Linked DNA regions of Homo sapiens: region 1 is linked to region 2. A link is an interaction called in ENCODE POLR2A ChIA-PET data of the cell type or tissue named here. Cell type or tissue: Panc1. All regions are shown on one strand. Each heading gives the region's core, and the rest is flanking DNA. Links, peaks and the distances in the headings are about the cores only.

Region 1 (8,073 bases), core at 1,510-6,509, 610 kb after region 2:
ATGTTTATGAAGAGACAAACTTGAGAAGAAAAATTTGCTAAGGGAGTTGGAGGGATGAAAATACAGTACATAAAACTTTGGTCTTAGAACTCCTCTTTGCTTTAATGCATAATCTTATTTGTCCTCCAATAACCTGACCTCTGCATCCTCAATCCTAGGGCACATTACATATGCTTGATTTATGAATGGGAGGAGGGTAAATCTGTTTGCTTGTGGGAGAACTTTTCTGCTATACCGGTATGAATGGCAGATCCCTCGCCCCAGCAGCCCCTCTTTTGCCCCTCCTGCTACCCATCCAAGGATTTTCTTCTACACCTGGGATATGTATGAGTGTGCCTCTTTCTCTCTCTCTCTCTCTCTCTCTCTGCCTGTGTGTGTGTGTGTGTTGGTACATGATGGGAATCGAAGGTCACACACATCCTGGAATCCAAAGCGACCCCTGTCTGATCATTCTTTCCATGGTCCTTGCTCTAGTTACTGCCTCTATTTCCTGAACTTATCTCGCTCACTAGATTTCCCACCCCTTCTCTCTCCCTGAAATGCCCGGGAGCTCAATCTAGGTTTGCAGCCTGTCAAGGGCTACAAGAGGATGCAGATAATGAGAGATAAGGAGGGTGACTCCCTGTTGGCTACCCTTTAAAATCTGAAATTGCTTGTTTGAAGCACAGGAAGTGGCTTTCTTCCTTCACCATCATTAAAAGCAAAAAGAATAGAAAATCCACAAAGGAGGCAGAAACTCAGGGTGGTTTTGGATTTTATGTGGAGTGAAAAGAACCATAAAGACAGGAGCACTGCTTTGCTTTATACACAAAGCCACACATGGCAAAGCAAAACAAACAAAACAAAACACATTGTGGGTTCATAATAGATACTGATCATCAGAGTAGGTTCTAGAAGGGTTGAGTGAAACGAGTCACCATTGTTTATTCCCTTTTACTTACTTGGAGAAACCAAATCATGGCAAAATATTATTCCACAGTTGTATTGGTTTACTAGAGCTGCCATACAGAGTACCATAGATTTCGTGGCTGGAGCATCAGAAATTGATTTCCTCGAAGTTCTGGAGGCTGAAAGTCCATGATCAAGTTATCAGCAAGTTGATGTCTTCTGAGGTCTCCCTTCTTGGCTAGTCGGTGGCTGCTTTTGCACTGTGTGCTCACACGGGCTTTCCTCTGTAATCGCACATGTCTGTGACCTAATCTCCTCTTCTTATAAGGACACCAGTCATAGTGGATAATGGCCCACCCTATGATCTCATTTTACCTTGTTCACCCTTTCTAAGGCCCTGTATCCCATCAGCGTCACATTCTGAAGTATTGGAGCTTAGGGCTTCAACTTGTGAATTTGGAAGTGATAAAATTCAGCCCATAGTGCCCGTCATCAGGAGCACAACCAAGACTGGAACCCAAAGTTCCTAATCCTAGAACATTAATTTGCCTTATGTTCATATCCTTTCCCCGGGCTAAATAATCTTACAGAAGTATAGCATGTTCAAATTTGAAAGTATTTCATGATGATATAATGTAGCCCTCTCATTTGCCAAAGAAGGAAGCTAAGTCCTAATTGTCTTGCTCAGAATGATGGAGTGCATGGATGATTCAGAGGGGCACTGCCCAGATATCTTCTCCTGCTCTCCTACTGGAGTGCCCTTCTTGGATTCCAATCTCTTGCTGCTGTAACCTCCACACGAGAGTCTCTTTCTACCCAGGCTCTGCATTGCAAATCTATGGCCCAGGGAAGCAGCTTGGTATAGGCTGGCGAGGGAGCATAACTGTGGGGCAAGAACCCCCTCCCCACCCCATTCTCCCTTTTGAGGGGTAAGTTGGCTTTAATGAGTCCTCCCTGCCCCCAGCTGCCTCTCTCTTGCTCCTGTTTCATGGCAGCTGTTGCCAATTTCAGCAATTTTCTTCCGGTGAATTGAAGGCTCCAGGTGACAAAGGGAGTTGGCCATATCCTCCTGGAAAATAAGATAGCCTGGGTTCCACTCTCACCCCACCCCTGACCCTGGACTGGGTGGCTAGGGCTCACTTTCCCAGTGAGCATGTCACAACCCTTCCCATCACCACCCCCCACCACATACACACACACAGCAGGCTTCCAGGTGTATGTCCATTTCTTAAACCCTGTTTGAAAGGAACTTCAGATTCTTCCTCAGTTCATTCTCAGCTCATCTGTTTTCCTAAGACCACCAAGATTTTGATCATTTGCCTAACCCTTGGAATGAGCACCCATTCTGGCTTCTAAAATCACAGGAAGAATGGGAAATAGGACACACACACACACATACACACACACACACACACACATGAGTTTCGTACAAAGCCTAGGACACTGGCCTCTCCATCTGTGACCATCTCCCAGGGTGCTTGGAAGGGGCATGATCTCTCTAGTTAAACCATTTATGCACAAATGAAGCAGACCCATGAGCACTGATTTTATGTAACCCTCCCTGCAAAGCAGAAAATGAATCAGTATCACTCAGGTAAAACTTTCCTGTCAGTTTTTCCTTAATAACAATGTGACACTTTTGTTTTGTTTGTTTTATATTTCTGTTATGAGTTATTGGTTAGACAGAAGGGAGGTAGCTTAATAGTTGTTCCACTTCTCTGCCTAAGGATATCAGTGTGAACGTTGGGTGTCTAGCTGTGAACAAAACAAGCTCAACTTTTGCTTTCAGGGAGCTTACAAGGTATTGGAAGGAGACAAACATTAAACAGATACATCTACAAATAAGGATGCAATAACAACTGTGAAAATGTGAAGAAGGAAGAGCTTCAAATCTAGAAGGATGTACCCAAGTGATCTCTTAGAAATCTCTCTCAGGAAAAGAAGGAAGGAAGGAAGGAAAGAAGGAGGGAAGGAGGGAAGGAGGGAAGAAGAAAAGGAGGGAGGGAGGGAGGGAGGGAAGAAGGGGAAAAACTGAGGATGGTGAGATATTCGACAATTTGTTTAGTCCTCACTTTCTCTAATACAGCTGAAGCCTTCATTTTCAAGTCTCCAGGTTTCCTAAAGATAATCTATCTTCAAAATGCATGACATCAGGGTAGGATGCATTATCTGATATAGGAGCATCTACTGTTTTATTTGCAGTTGTTTGGAATAGCATGCTTGTTCCTTTGGGAGGGAAGATGATCTCCCCAAGAATCCCAAGAACAAAAATCTGGGGCAGTGGCTCTAGTCCTTCAGGCCCCCCCCCTCCCCAGGCCCCCTGTCTTGTTTTCCTAAGCAATGGTCAGGAATGTGGGGCGGGGGGCAGCCCAGCCCTCTGTGCCCAGCCCAGGCAGCCCCAGTCACAGTCCCAGGCTGGCCTTTCACCTCATTGCTCTCCCGGCTGCTCTTATTAAGCAGCAAAATGTTTCAATATGTGGAACTCTGGGGGAGGGATGGGAGAGAAAAATCGGGATATTGTTGAGAAGGAAATAACGAATAACCCTGCCGCCAGCCCTCATACCCCCCACGTGGGGAGATCTGGATGATAGGTGTGTTTTCTCCTGAAATGGAATCCTACTAATTGCCTTTTGGTCAGAAATGTCCAGAGCCAATTGGGGAAGGGGGTAGGGGGAGCAGGTACTAAATAAATTTTCTCGAAGGTTCCAGAGCAAAGCAGTCAGGGATCTGGGTACCCAAGAAGGAAGGAAGAGAACGCTTGAGAAACAGAAGCCAACTCAGAGTGGTGCAGGAAGCTGTGGGGTTTGCTTTTGCTAACTGACATACTCCCATCTCCATCCTTACCTGTCACCTCTCCCCTGCCACCCTGCCCCCCCCCCCACACCCAGGTTAGAAACAACTGTGAACAACTCCCTGTTGCCAGAGATCCACAGAGGAGAGTGAGGGGTGGGGTGCCGCCCACCCCAAAGCACAACCAACTCAGCAATGCAGATTCTATTTTGTGGGTAATGGCCCTGGGATTGGGCAGTGGAAAGGGCCCATATGAGCATTGACTCAGAAATCTGAGCCCCATTCGAGTGAAAGAATGAGCAACGTTCCAAATTTTAAGAAAACACAAATTTGACAACCCAGAAACAACTCCTTAACAAGAATGCTTTTAAATGTTTGAGGTTTTTTAAATTAAAACCTCATAATATGGCTATTTCTATGGCATTTGCAATCCACTTTGCTCTTATAGATACTGCCTAGAAAAAGTGGATCAAGAAGAGGTGTATTCTCGGTGGTGGTTGGGAGGGCGGGCGCAATAGGACTCAATAAGGGGAAGGAGTAACCCTTACGAAAGAAAAACATAAGGGCTCAAAAAGTAAAAGATAACTTCACCGATATCAAGTTTGAGGAATGATTACTTGCATATCGATAATTTGGAACTTTCAAAGAATAAATAATCAGCTCAAAGAAGCCTGGGTCTGCATGTCTTCTTTTGGCTTCGCTTAGTTGTATGTCTTTATTTATGATATGCGTTCATGATTTCTAGCGTTCTTTAAAGTTTCCTAGTAACACCGAGTGGTTTCTAGAAAAGCAGCTGGGGGCAAACTGGTGGCTGTCCTGTAAGAATAATTCATCAGACAGCAGTTGGAATATTGATAAGAAAGCGGAAATCAAATTACAAGAAAGGGAAAGAGAAAGGAAGAGGGAGTGGGACCCAGAGAGCTGGCGGGAGGCAGCGAAGGGGAAAGCTTCAGTGCACGCATAGCTCCTGCACAGCGGCTCCTGCAGCCCCCCAGGATGCGCCTGAGCTGAGGCTGCTTGTGGGCAGGCCCTAGAGAGAGGCAAACTTTGACTCCAGGCACGCAGCAGGTTTAACTCCTCACTGGCTGGGTTCTGGGAGCTCTGGGCACACAGGATAGGCACCAAGAACTAACACATCCTGGAGCTGCCCGGAGTTCCGCTCCTGCGGGCTTAGCAGGAAAGGGTGCCTAAGGTGAGTGCCCACTTGCGTCCGATCCTCTGGGGGCGATGCAGGGTCGGGGCGCCTCAGTGTGTCTCGCTGCTTGTTCTGGTTGCAGTCGGGAAATGTGGGACTTTGGGGTCTTCTCCTTTCTCCGGCTTTCTTTTTTCTCCTTCTTTCCTCTCTGTTTTCTTGTAAATTACACTTCGACTTTCAAAAAAAAAAATGTAGGGGACCGGTGGGGTCGCTGGGGTTGGGGGAGAGACTGAAGAAAGTGCGCCTGGGCGGAGGCGGCGAAGGGAATCTCTGGGCCCGAGGAATATACCTTGTCCCTGCACTAGTGTGTGTTCTCTTGTGGCTTGAGGAGCCAAAAAAAAAAAAAAAAAAAAAAAAAAGCTGGAATTTGTTAGTGGGGAGAAAAGTGCTTTATCAGAAACACATTGGCTGCCAGAGAAGCTGTGAGCCGCCACGTTAAAGATGGTTAAGAGAAGGAAGGAAAGGAAGAGGAGAGATACGGCCGCCAGACTGGGCTAAGTCAGGGAGAGACCCACTCACGCAGAGGCACCTGGCAACCTAGGGTGGCTTTTGCGCCTTCCAGCCCAAATTATCAGACCTAAGTAAGACTCTCCTGCCACTAAAAATGAGGACCTGACAGTCATTGTAGCAGTCTCTTCCCAAAAACCTATTTTCTAAGGGGCCTCCACAGACCTCCCTAACCTTGCGTTAGTCTTCCTCCGTCCCCGGGCCACCAGCAGGGAAGAGCAGCGCAGCTGGATGCTGGCAGAGAAAGGGTGGTGAGGAAGTCAAGCAGGTCTGTGCACTGAGGGGCGAGTGTTGGCAGCTCTGTAAGCTTCTGCTCCTCAGCCTGCAAGAAAGGGGAGTCCTACCTCTGTCCTGGTCGCGTTCTCTCCTCAACACGCACCAAGAACTAGAACATCCTGGTTTCCAGAACAAGCTGCGGGCATCCCCAGTTCGAAACTGCCCAGGCCCTGGGGGAGGCGGCAGTCTGATTTCGGGCAGGGGAGAGTAAAAGGACTGTAGGGAGGAGACCCAATGGTGTGAGGTGGCTCTCAGTTCTCACCGTCCCCTGGCCTGAAGCCCGGGGACGGGACTGAGGCGTAGGGAGAGTGCTCAACACCCAACCACTCGGACCCTCCCTCGCCGGACTAGGCGGATCTGAGCTTCCCAAACCCCTACAGTCTCTCCATCTGCATCCCCACTTCATCACCATCCCACCGTCTCTCCCTCGCTCCACTCGCGGGTAACCGAGGCTTCTCCCTCCCAGGCTGGTTCTTGGGCGTTCCCGACCCTTAGCTACCCACGATGTTTCAGACAGTCCCCGACACGTCGTCTTACATCAAGGTAAGACATGGCAGCGTCTTTAAACAGGTGATGACCCCCAGCTTCTACCCCACCCGGGCCTATGGTCCCTTTTCCCTTTCCCCGGGAAAAAGGGGTAGGGGTGGAAGTGGGCCCTACTCTCGGCTCGTGGATCTCAAGCTAGGGCGCTCCTGGCCAGATGAGAGTGGCACAGACCCTCGGGAATCCTAGGTTGAGAAGCAACGCTCCTGGCGGCTAGTGTTTGGGAAACTTGGAGCAGGAGAGCCTGGCGAAGCCTGTGCAGGAAGACCGAGCAGCTCGCCGCGTCAGGTCCCAACGGGTGGGGTGCTCTGAGCGGCTGGCGCACAGCGTGTTCCCTGCATTAAGCGCGTGCGCGCGCTTGTGTGTGAGCGCGTCTGTGCATGTGTGCATGCGTGCGCCTGTTTGCATGTGGGCGTGTGTATGTGGGGTTGTGTGCGGGTATGCGGGCGCCACGCGCTTCTCCTACAGGTGAGACACGCGCTCAGTCCTCGAGCCCACCTTCTTTGGCCCCGCCCGCCCTTCGGAAGCGCAGATTGCTATATTTGACAGCACATCGAAGGGTTTTGGTTTTTTTTTTTCTTTTCCACAACAGTTTCCAAGAATGTAAACAAACTGAAGCTGGGACACCTGGGTTACAAGTTAAATGAAAATCCGCTGGCTGGGTGGGGCGGGGAGTGCGCACCAGGAGGCCCTGCTCATGGGAGGGGCGGTGACTGGGTCCCCTCACGCCATGCAGCCGCGACCTGACGCCCTCCGAGTAGGGACCCAAAGCTTAGGACCATCTGAGTCAGTCCGAGAGCGGAGGAGGAAGGACTCTCCGCAGTGCTGCAAACACCCGCATACTTTTCCCAGATCTCTGCCCCGCCCTCCCCATCCTGAAGCCCCGCCTCCAAGTGCTCCCCAGACCGGTCAGTGAGGCCCAGCTGAGCTCCCTCGAGTGTCGGGCAAATGCCAGGGCAGTCCCTGGCCCTGTGTGATGGGATGCAGACTCTCGGGTCCTGTCCAAGGATTGCCAATTATGCGTCCAACCCTCCTCAGATCTCTCTAAAGGAAAACTTGTCACACGGACGCATCTTCCCGTGTGAAGCAGTCACTCGTCATTTCAGGAAGGGAAGGCCTAATCCTAGAGGCTTGGCCCAAAAAGGGGTGTTTCATTGACAATGCCTGAGTGAGTGAATGAATGAATGAAATACAGTGTAATTCATGTAGCAATAACCAGTGAATGGATGGATAGCAAAATGACTCCCAGGAGGTTACAGAGCATACTTTAAGGTTAGACTAAGGCGCGCACGGATTCGCTGTCCCCAGTTTTCCTGAGAAGTTTAGGAAGAGTACTCGGGTACTCCCACCACTCGGAGTACCCGAGCCCGGCAAGAGGAGCTCTCACTTCTAGCTCTGCACTGAGGATTGTAAATGGCCCCGGGGAGGGGAGCTGCAGTCTCTCTCCCACTCATAGGAACCCTCGAGTCCATACACACCCCGGGACCCAGGACCTCAGGGATGAGGAGCCCTAGAGGGGCACGTGGGAGCCCCGGAACCCGACTCAGGCCACGGGTCAGGGACAAAGCGGAGGCGAGGAGACGGCAGTCTGGGAGCTGTGGGCCGCCAGAGAAGCTGCTCGCTGCAGGAGCTCTTTTCAAGGTGGAAAAATGGATTTTTCAGCAGCCACAAAGTTTGTATTGTTGCACAAAGGGGTGCATTGATGGCGGCGAAAGGTCTGCGTGGCAGGGACAATCTTGAGTCTGTTCCACCGGCTCCCTCCATCGAACATTTGCCAGAGGGGCACAAACAGTTGCAGGCTGCCAAGCCCCTGCCGTTGTCCGGCAGGCACCCGGCTCAGGAGTTGTTGACAAACACCGCAGGCCCAGGCGCCC
Region 2 (8,073 bases), core at 1,684-6,683:
GTCACCTCTTGAGTTCTTTGTTGTTTCGAAATTTCTTCCACCAGATACTCTAAATCATCTCTCTCAAGTTCAAAGTTCCACAAATCTCTAGAGCAGGAGAAAAATGCCAACAGTCTCTTTGCTAAAACATAAGTCACCTTTGCTCCAGTTCCCAACAAGTTCCTCATCTCCATCTGAGACAACCTCAGCCTAGATTTCATTGTCCATATCATTATCAGCATTTTGGTCAAAGCCATTCAACAAGTCTCTAGGTAGCTCCAAATTTTCCCACATTTTTCTGTCTTCCGAGCCCTCTAAACTGTTCCAACCTCTGCCTGTTACCCAGTTGCAAAGTTGCTTCCACATTTTTGGGTATCTTTTCAGCAGCACACCACCCTACTGGTACCAATTTGCTGTATTAGTCTGTTTTCAGGCTGCTGATAAAGACATACCCAAGACTGGGCAATTTACAAAAGAAAGAGGTTTAATTGGACTTACAGTTCCACGTGGCTGGGGAAGCCTCACAATCATGGCAGAAGGTGAAAGGCACTTATCACATGGTGACAGACAAAAGAAGGGAGCTTGTGCAGGGAAACTCCCCCTTATATAATCAGCAGGTCTCATGAGACTTATTCACTATCATGAGAACAGCACAGGAAAGACCTGAACCCATGATTCAATTACCCAGGTCCCTCCCACAACACGTGGGAATTCGAGATGAGATTTGGGTGGGGACAGAGCCAAACCATATCATGGGATAATTGTATAACTATAAATTTACTAAAACTGACCTAATTGTTCTCTCAAAACGGGTAAATTTTATGGTGTGTAAAAATACCTCAATAAAGCTGATTTAAAAAAACGAAATCAAAAAACATAAGCCTTCTTCTAAACTTCCTAAACCAGAAATCTCTGGCACTATTTTTTTTAATGTGGAAAAATACACCTAACATAAAATTTTCCATTTCTATCATTTTAAGTACACAGCTCAGTGGCATTTAGCCCATTCATATTATTATGGAATCATGATGATTATACATCTCCAGGATATTTTTAGCATTTCAAACGAAATTCTGTACTGATTAGACAATAATCCCAAATTTCCTGCTGCCCTAGCTCTTGGCAGCCATTCTACTTCTATCTCTAAGAATTTGACTACTCTAGGTACATTATGTAAGTGAAACCATACAGTGTTTGTCTTCTGGTGTCTGGTTGTTTCACGCAGCATAATGCCTTCTGGGTTCATCAATGTTGTGGCATGTGTCAGAATTTCCTTCCTTTAATGGAATGATTTTTGATTCCATTGTATATATTTACATTTCATGTATCCATGCATCTGGCAATGAACATTTGGGTTGTTTCTACCCTTTGCTTATTGTGAATAGTGCTGCTAAGAGCATTGTTGTACCTTGGTACTGTTTTTATAACTTGTATTTTTTCTTTGGGGGGAAGGGAATCAATGGCTTTAATTATATTTTCAAAGGGGTTTGCGATACAAAATTCTAGCTGTGTAACTGACTATAGTAGACATAAATAAATAAAGGCTTCATGCCTTCATTTCCTGGCTGAGGGATCAGTCTAGCAATTCAGAATGGATCATGTATGTACTATATCAAATACTTATCATATATTTACTAGAATTAAGCAACAACACATAGATAATGATGATCATCCTACAGTACTTCAACATGTACCAGGCTCTATACTAGGCACTTTTTATCCCTTATAACATTTAGTTCTTAGGATACACTTCTCATCCTCACTTTTGAGGCAATGGGGAGTTCAATAATTTACGCAAAGTCAGTAGAGATTTCTTAGTCAAATTCAGCTCTTTCTAGCCCAAAGGTTATGTTCACAACCACTTTGCAATACTGTCTCTGGAGAGAGATTCCATCGACTCACTTGAATAGTTTGAAAATGGCTATAAGTTGGCAATGCATTTTAGGAAAGACTGGTGCTTTGATTCAAGAAACAAAGCAAACACTCCTCACACTTTAGAGTATAATTAGCAGAATCTAATAGCTAATAGGAAGGCTAAGAACTCAAGCAGTGATTATGTTTTAGATCTGATTTGGGATTCTCTTGTGCAAACATTAAGCCTTTTGGAATCAATCCAGTTCTATTTAAACTAAATCTTCTTAAACTTCTTTGTATTTTCTTGCCCACATCTGGAGCAGACAGAAAAGACCACTTTACCACAGCAACAAAGCCTGCATGGTCTTTGGCCATCACTCCTTTCTTAGTAATTCTCTCTCAGTGAATCCTAGGCAGGTGTCAGGAGAGGGGATATAAGAATATGCATGTTTCCGTCCCTAATTCAAAGCAGGCTTTCCCACCAAAATATTCACAATGGCCTGGAAGCAAGTCAGGCAGTTCTTTCACAGAGATTTTGCTCAGATGCCTCCTATTAAAATGGAGACACCTGCATTTCCAGGCATTGTTGTCTGTTGCTTCATTTTCTATTAATACAGACTTTGGAGACAAACACTAAGAAAGAAAATACCACTCAAGTATTGAGCTTTGCCCACAAATCTGATCAAAAGGCAATTTGGAAAGTAGAGCAGAACAGGGATTGAATAGATATGATTGATGAAAGTAACATGGGTCACCGTGGGTCTTTCTAAACTGCGGTAGATTTGCATGCCATTGTACTAAGGCAGGCCTCCTGTGTTTAAAGCTTGTCACTTCCAAGTTGGACTCCCCTTTCTGTAAGGGCAGCACTTGGGTTCCCATTACCTTTGTGTCACATCAGTCCTCAAACAAACGAATGATATTTTGGCAACAATATTTCCATTTACTCTTTGCGATGTCATCTGGAGTAAAATATTATTTAGTTTTCCCACTTTTAGTGGCATTAAGATTAATAAGTAGTGACATTTTGCTGCTATGGACTGAAGATATACACATAAATATCTCAACAGAATAACAACTGTGGGCTGTTGAGGACTGTGCTTTTCATAAACTCATGGGGGAGTTAACAGAACCTTGTTGATTTAATCCTAGGCCTATGAAAAGTATTAAGATGGATGCTCCCAGAAGGCAAAGGGATAGAAACTTGTACTGTGAGATGAAGGGAGAACTTGTCAAAGGTGATATCTTTCTCATTAGAAAGGGACAGTCTTTGGAATGTAATGTGGAAAAGACATGTACTTCCTTTGCACACTGTGCCAGGCAGTACCTGGACCTCAGATTGTCTATGGTTCTCTGGAGCTTGTGGAGGATGGGCACTAGGTATCACATTCTTGAGAGCTGTAGGAAGGATCCACGTAGTAAATTCGTATTAGAGCCAGCACCTCTGTGTGCTTAATAATTACAATCATGGGCCTCCTTGCTCATTCTCACCTGGACTGCATAATCTCAGAGTCTTTGTTCTAATGTGGGAGGAAGAAGGAGCTACCAAAACATTTGTATTGCACATCTTAAGAACTTTGGTGAATGAGAACTTGGAAGTAGATTTTACTTGATTTAGTGGAGATGTGATCATTATAGCAAACATTTTATAATGTGCCAGTAATTGTTCTAAGCACTTATATTTACAAACTAAATTCTCACATTTCACACAGAGGAAAATGTACTTGCCAGTTGTGCTAGTTAACCTCTCAGTGCCTCCGAGTCAGGATTTGGAACCCAAGCAGTGCAACTGTAAAATGTCTCTCATTCAGGTAAGGCATGATTTACATTAATTGCAAGCTTAAGGAAAAGGAAGGGAGATGAATGTTGGATGAGCTATTCCCCCAAATACACACACTCACACACACCCGTTTTGTTCAGGGGACTCGCTATGCTTCTGTTGATTTACCTTTAGGTAATATTAGGAATAATGCTCAGTTTGATAAATATGTACTGCATTGGGCTGAGGTGCATTGAAAGTCTTTATTGCACCACTTGCAGTTAGAAGAGAGTGACTTGGAGATACAGAAGAATGAATTTATCTTTCTACTTTATTCTTTCTTTTCCCCACATCTATGTTCTTATCCCTCATCTGGACACTCTCCTAGTCTAGACTGTTGGGAATGACAGCTAAGTGTGACAGAATATTTTATTTTACACTTGTTTACCCTAGTAGGTTCTGATAGTCATGTATTTCTTGGAAATGGAATTTGTCATAGAGGGAGTAAGATTTAGTCAGGTCCTTAGTCCTGTTTCTTCTTTTAGGCAATACATGTATATTTCCTCTTCTTACTTTTTCTCACCTGTTTTTCTCCCAACATTTCCTGAGTAGAAGCCAGTCCAGCCCCCAAACAACAGCTCAACTATTCCAGACATACCCCTGCCCTCTTGCAAACAGCTCACACTCAAGCAAACAGCACAGCCTGGGAGGTTTGCAGGTTTGTGGATTGCCACTGGACCCTGTCCAAACCCCATTAGCCTGTGCCCAAGAAGGTCTAATGGGATCTACTGTTACGTTGCATAGGATTTATTATACCTGAGCTTTTGAAGAGCAAGAAAGACATTCCTCTTTTCCTCTCTTTCGCCCTGTGATTTCCACTCCATTACTGAGGTCAGTTCATGTGGCCTGCCCAAAAGAAAAATTGGTAAAAACGGACAGTGTTTTCTCCACAGCACCTTCAGTTGCCCTTTTATCTTCTCATCCTCCATCTTGCAACCCATACTCCTCTTCTCCTTCCATCTCATTCACGTCCATCTTGTTTTTTCTTTCTTTTTTTTTCTCTTCTTCCTGTCCCAGTACCTTCCTTTTAGACTGACAATACTGTATAGCTAAATAAATATCCTGTCAATCCTTCAGACTCTCCTTCGTTTTGGTTTTCTTTTAAATAAAAATTGAATTCTGTAAGAACTGATTTGGTACCTGAGTTTTTGCACTTGTTATAATAAGAACAGATCTGAAAAGATCTGAGAGGAATGAAGACATCAGTTAAGAGGCTTCTGTCATAATCCAAGGAAGAGCAGATAGTGGCTTGAGTAAACGGGCAATGGAAAACACAGACACATTTAAATATGATAGTGAAGCAAGACACTCATAGAAGGAAACTCTTGCTTAGGAAAACAAAAGTGGCAATTTAGGATTGTCCATTTCTAAAATGATAGGGATTTAATTACAGCTAGTGTCATTTCTACTCGTAGCAAAAAGCAATGGTACTGACACTTTTCATGCAGCTGCCTCTGGAAGGTCAGAAAAAAAGACAAATGCACCACATATGAAAAACGAGGCAGCCTTTTGGTCCCAGTAGCAACATAAATTTATAATCTTAAAAGCATGCTCAAGGGGGAAATATACTTTGGTATTATAGGACTAGAATTTGAAACTAATTACTGAAAGATGTGTTTCAGGTAATAGAAAACAATCTTAAGGTTTTGAGATATAAATAATCAACTGGATTACAATATAGTAACAATAATATCTAATTTGAGTTATAAAACATAATAGCTCTAAAAGATTAGAAAAAGAATAATTGCTAAGTTATAATAATAAGAATAGTTAATATGTTAACTTATAGTTCAGAGACATTAATTGACCTTATACTTTTAGTAAAATATGCATATATTTAGAAACTACTCAAAGAATGGAACTAGTGCATGGCTTATGAAACAATAGAGGAACAAACTCTACCGTTGCCTCTGAAATAAAATAAATAAAGCTTTACCTTCTTTATATCCTTATTTCACAAGTGATTAATAAAGGAAACCAGCCAGGCTGAGCTCTCATTGGTGGTGAGGCTGAACTTGAATTATAACTCACAGAGGACATTAAGTCAAAGAAAGGCTTCCGAATCGCAAATCTCAAACCAAAGGAAACAAGCCACCATACTTGATAGCAGAAATAATAAACAGCATAATTTTACCCCCAAGAGTCTTGTTTATTAGAATATACATATATAAAATGTAAATAATAAATAGTTTAAATAATTAGACTGGGCATTGAAAACATGAATAAGGAATGATAGCTTTGAAAATAACTAAAAAGATTATAGAAAAGATAAATTTTATTATTAAAATTTTATAAATCAATAGATTATTTAAATAGTAGATTCTATGGTAATTCTGAAACAGTTGGTGAAGTATAAAATAGATCTAGAGAAAGTATCACAATTTTGTACAGAGATCAAGAGATATGAGATAGGAAAGATTAAATAAGGAGACGGAGGAAATGATGAGAAGCACTATCAAATAGTTGATCAAAGGTGAAGTTTTTCTATGACAGAAAAACATATTTGATGAGAAAAGGATTAAAAATGTCTAGAAAAGATGGAAAATAAAAACAAAAACAAAAACAAGCCCTGAGCTTTGGGATGCTCAATGAATCCTAAGAAGGATAAAAAAGACAATAAATCTGGTAAAATTTCAAAACACAAAAAATGAAAAGAAGATATTAAAATCTCCCAGCTTAAAAAGATAGATTGTCTATAAAGAAAGAACAGACTCAGCCCTGACTTCTTAATAACAAGTGTGGTAAAAGCAGGAAAATTATGCTTTCAGTGTTCTGAGAGAATCTCAACTAATCATTGAATAAAGACAGTAGAATAAAGACATTTATATTAAAACAAAAAACAACAGAGTTGACACAAATGACTCACAAGTAAGTAACTTTCGCAAGATATGCTTCAGGTAGAAGAAAATGATCTTAAAGCATGTTTTGAGATATAAGAAAAAATAATAAATTAGCATATTATGTTCGCATATATGTAGAAATTCCTTAAAGAATGGAACTAGTATGTGGCTTATCAAACAGTAGAGGGGCAAAACAGAATATAAAAATTCAATAAATACTTTCAAAGACAGAAAAGAAATATGAAATGAGGGCTATAGAGAAAAAAATATTTAGAAATATTTCACAAACACACAACATACACACATAAAACATACAATTATAGCAATTATGAACAGATTAAACTTTCTAGTTAAAAGACAGAATATTGAACTTGTTTAAACCAATCTCACTATGTGCTGCCTAAAAGAAATTATTCTGAAATATAAGAACACATAAAGGTTGTAAAGAAGAGAATAGAAGAATAAGTATCAGATATATTTACTTTAAAAATATAATGCAATACCATTTAATAATAGAATTTAATAATAGTCTTACACTTTAAGCAAATAATTTAGTGATCTAAAGACAACCACTAACTAATTTTTTTAAGAGTTTGATTTACCAGTATATTTACTAGTACCTAAATTTTGTGTGCATATAATAAAACAGCCTCAAAATATATAAAGTAAAAAAGTATTTTTTAGAAGAAATTTACAAACTTGCAAACAGGGTAAATATTTTAACAACTCTCTTAATAATTAATTGACCAATAAGATAATATAAGTTAGAATATTAAGGACTTCTTTTCAGTATTCTTAAAGAAATTCCAACCAAGAATTTCATATCCACCAAATTAAGATTCATAAGCAAAGGAGAAATAAAATATTTTCTTTTTTTTCTTTTTTCTTTTTTTAAATTTTATTATTATTATACTTTAAGTTCTAGGGTACATGCGCACAATGTGCAGGTTTGTTACATATGTATACATGTGCCACGTTGGTGTGCTGCACCCATTAACTCGTCATTTAGCATTAGGTATATCTCCTAATGCTATTCCCTCCCCCCTCCCCCCACCCCACAACAGGCTCCGGAGTGTGATGTTCCCCTTCCTGTGTCCATGTGTTCTCATTGTTCAATTCCCACCTATGAGTGAGAACATGCGGTGTTTGGTTTTTTGTCCTTGCGATAGTTTGCTGAGAATGATGGTTTCCAGTTTCATCCATGTCCCTACAAAGGACATGAACTCATCATTTTTTATGGCTGCATAGTATTCTGTGGTGTATATGTGCCACATTTCCTTAATCCAGTCTATCGTTGTTGGACATTTGGGTTGGTTCCAAGTCTTTGCTATTGTGAATAGTGCCGCAATAAACATACGTGTGCATGTGTCTTTATAGCAGCATGATTTATAGTCCTTTGGGTATATACTCAGTAATGGGATGGCTGGGTCAAATGGTATTTCTAGTTCTAGGTCCCTGAGGAATTGCCACACTGACTTCCACAATGGTTGAACTAGTTTACAGTCCCACCAACAGTGTAAAAGTGTTCCTATTTCTCCACATCCTCTCCAGCACCTGTTGTTTCCTGACTTTTTAATGATTGCC

Evidence for each region. Peaks named below come from ENCODE experiments on the same cell type or tissue, not always from the same donor. Only the 100,000 strongest peaks of a DNase experiment are listed, where the experiment ranks them.
Region 1: POLR2A ChIA-PET joins it to region 2 with 14 read pairs; 2 of 35 experiments call an interaction of 5 or more read pairs at or near these places.

Annotation. Positions count from the first base shown.
Region 1 is chr11:128,680,503-128,688,575 of GRCh38, forward strand. LOC101929538 (a long non-coding RNA gene) reads right to left here and starts at 6,420. Exons shown (of 2, transcript NR_135072.1): 1 at 5,725-6,420; 2 at 738-1,957. It also overlaps a transcript of FLI1 not described here. RefSeq lists an enhancer at 5,586-5,725 and a silencer at 6,483-6,682. In Panc1, for the core only: no CTCF peak of the experiment used is centred there; no DNase peak of the experiment used is centred there; H3K4me3 peaks cover 938 bases; H3K27me3 peaks cover 2,663 bases.
Region 2 is chr11:128,068,708-128,076,780 of GRCh38, forward strand. No RefSeq gene overlaps it. Among named protein-coding and RNA genes, the nearest start is that of LINC02725, 23 kb to the right of the region's middle. In Panc1, for the core only: no CTCF peak of the experiment used is centred there; no DNase peak of the experiment used is centred there.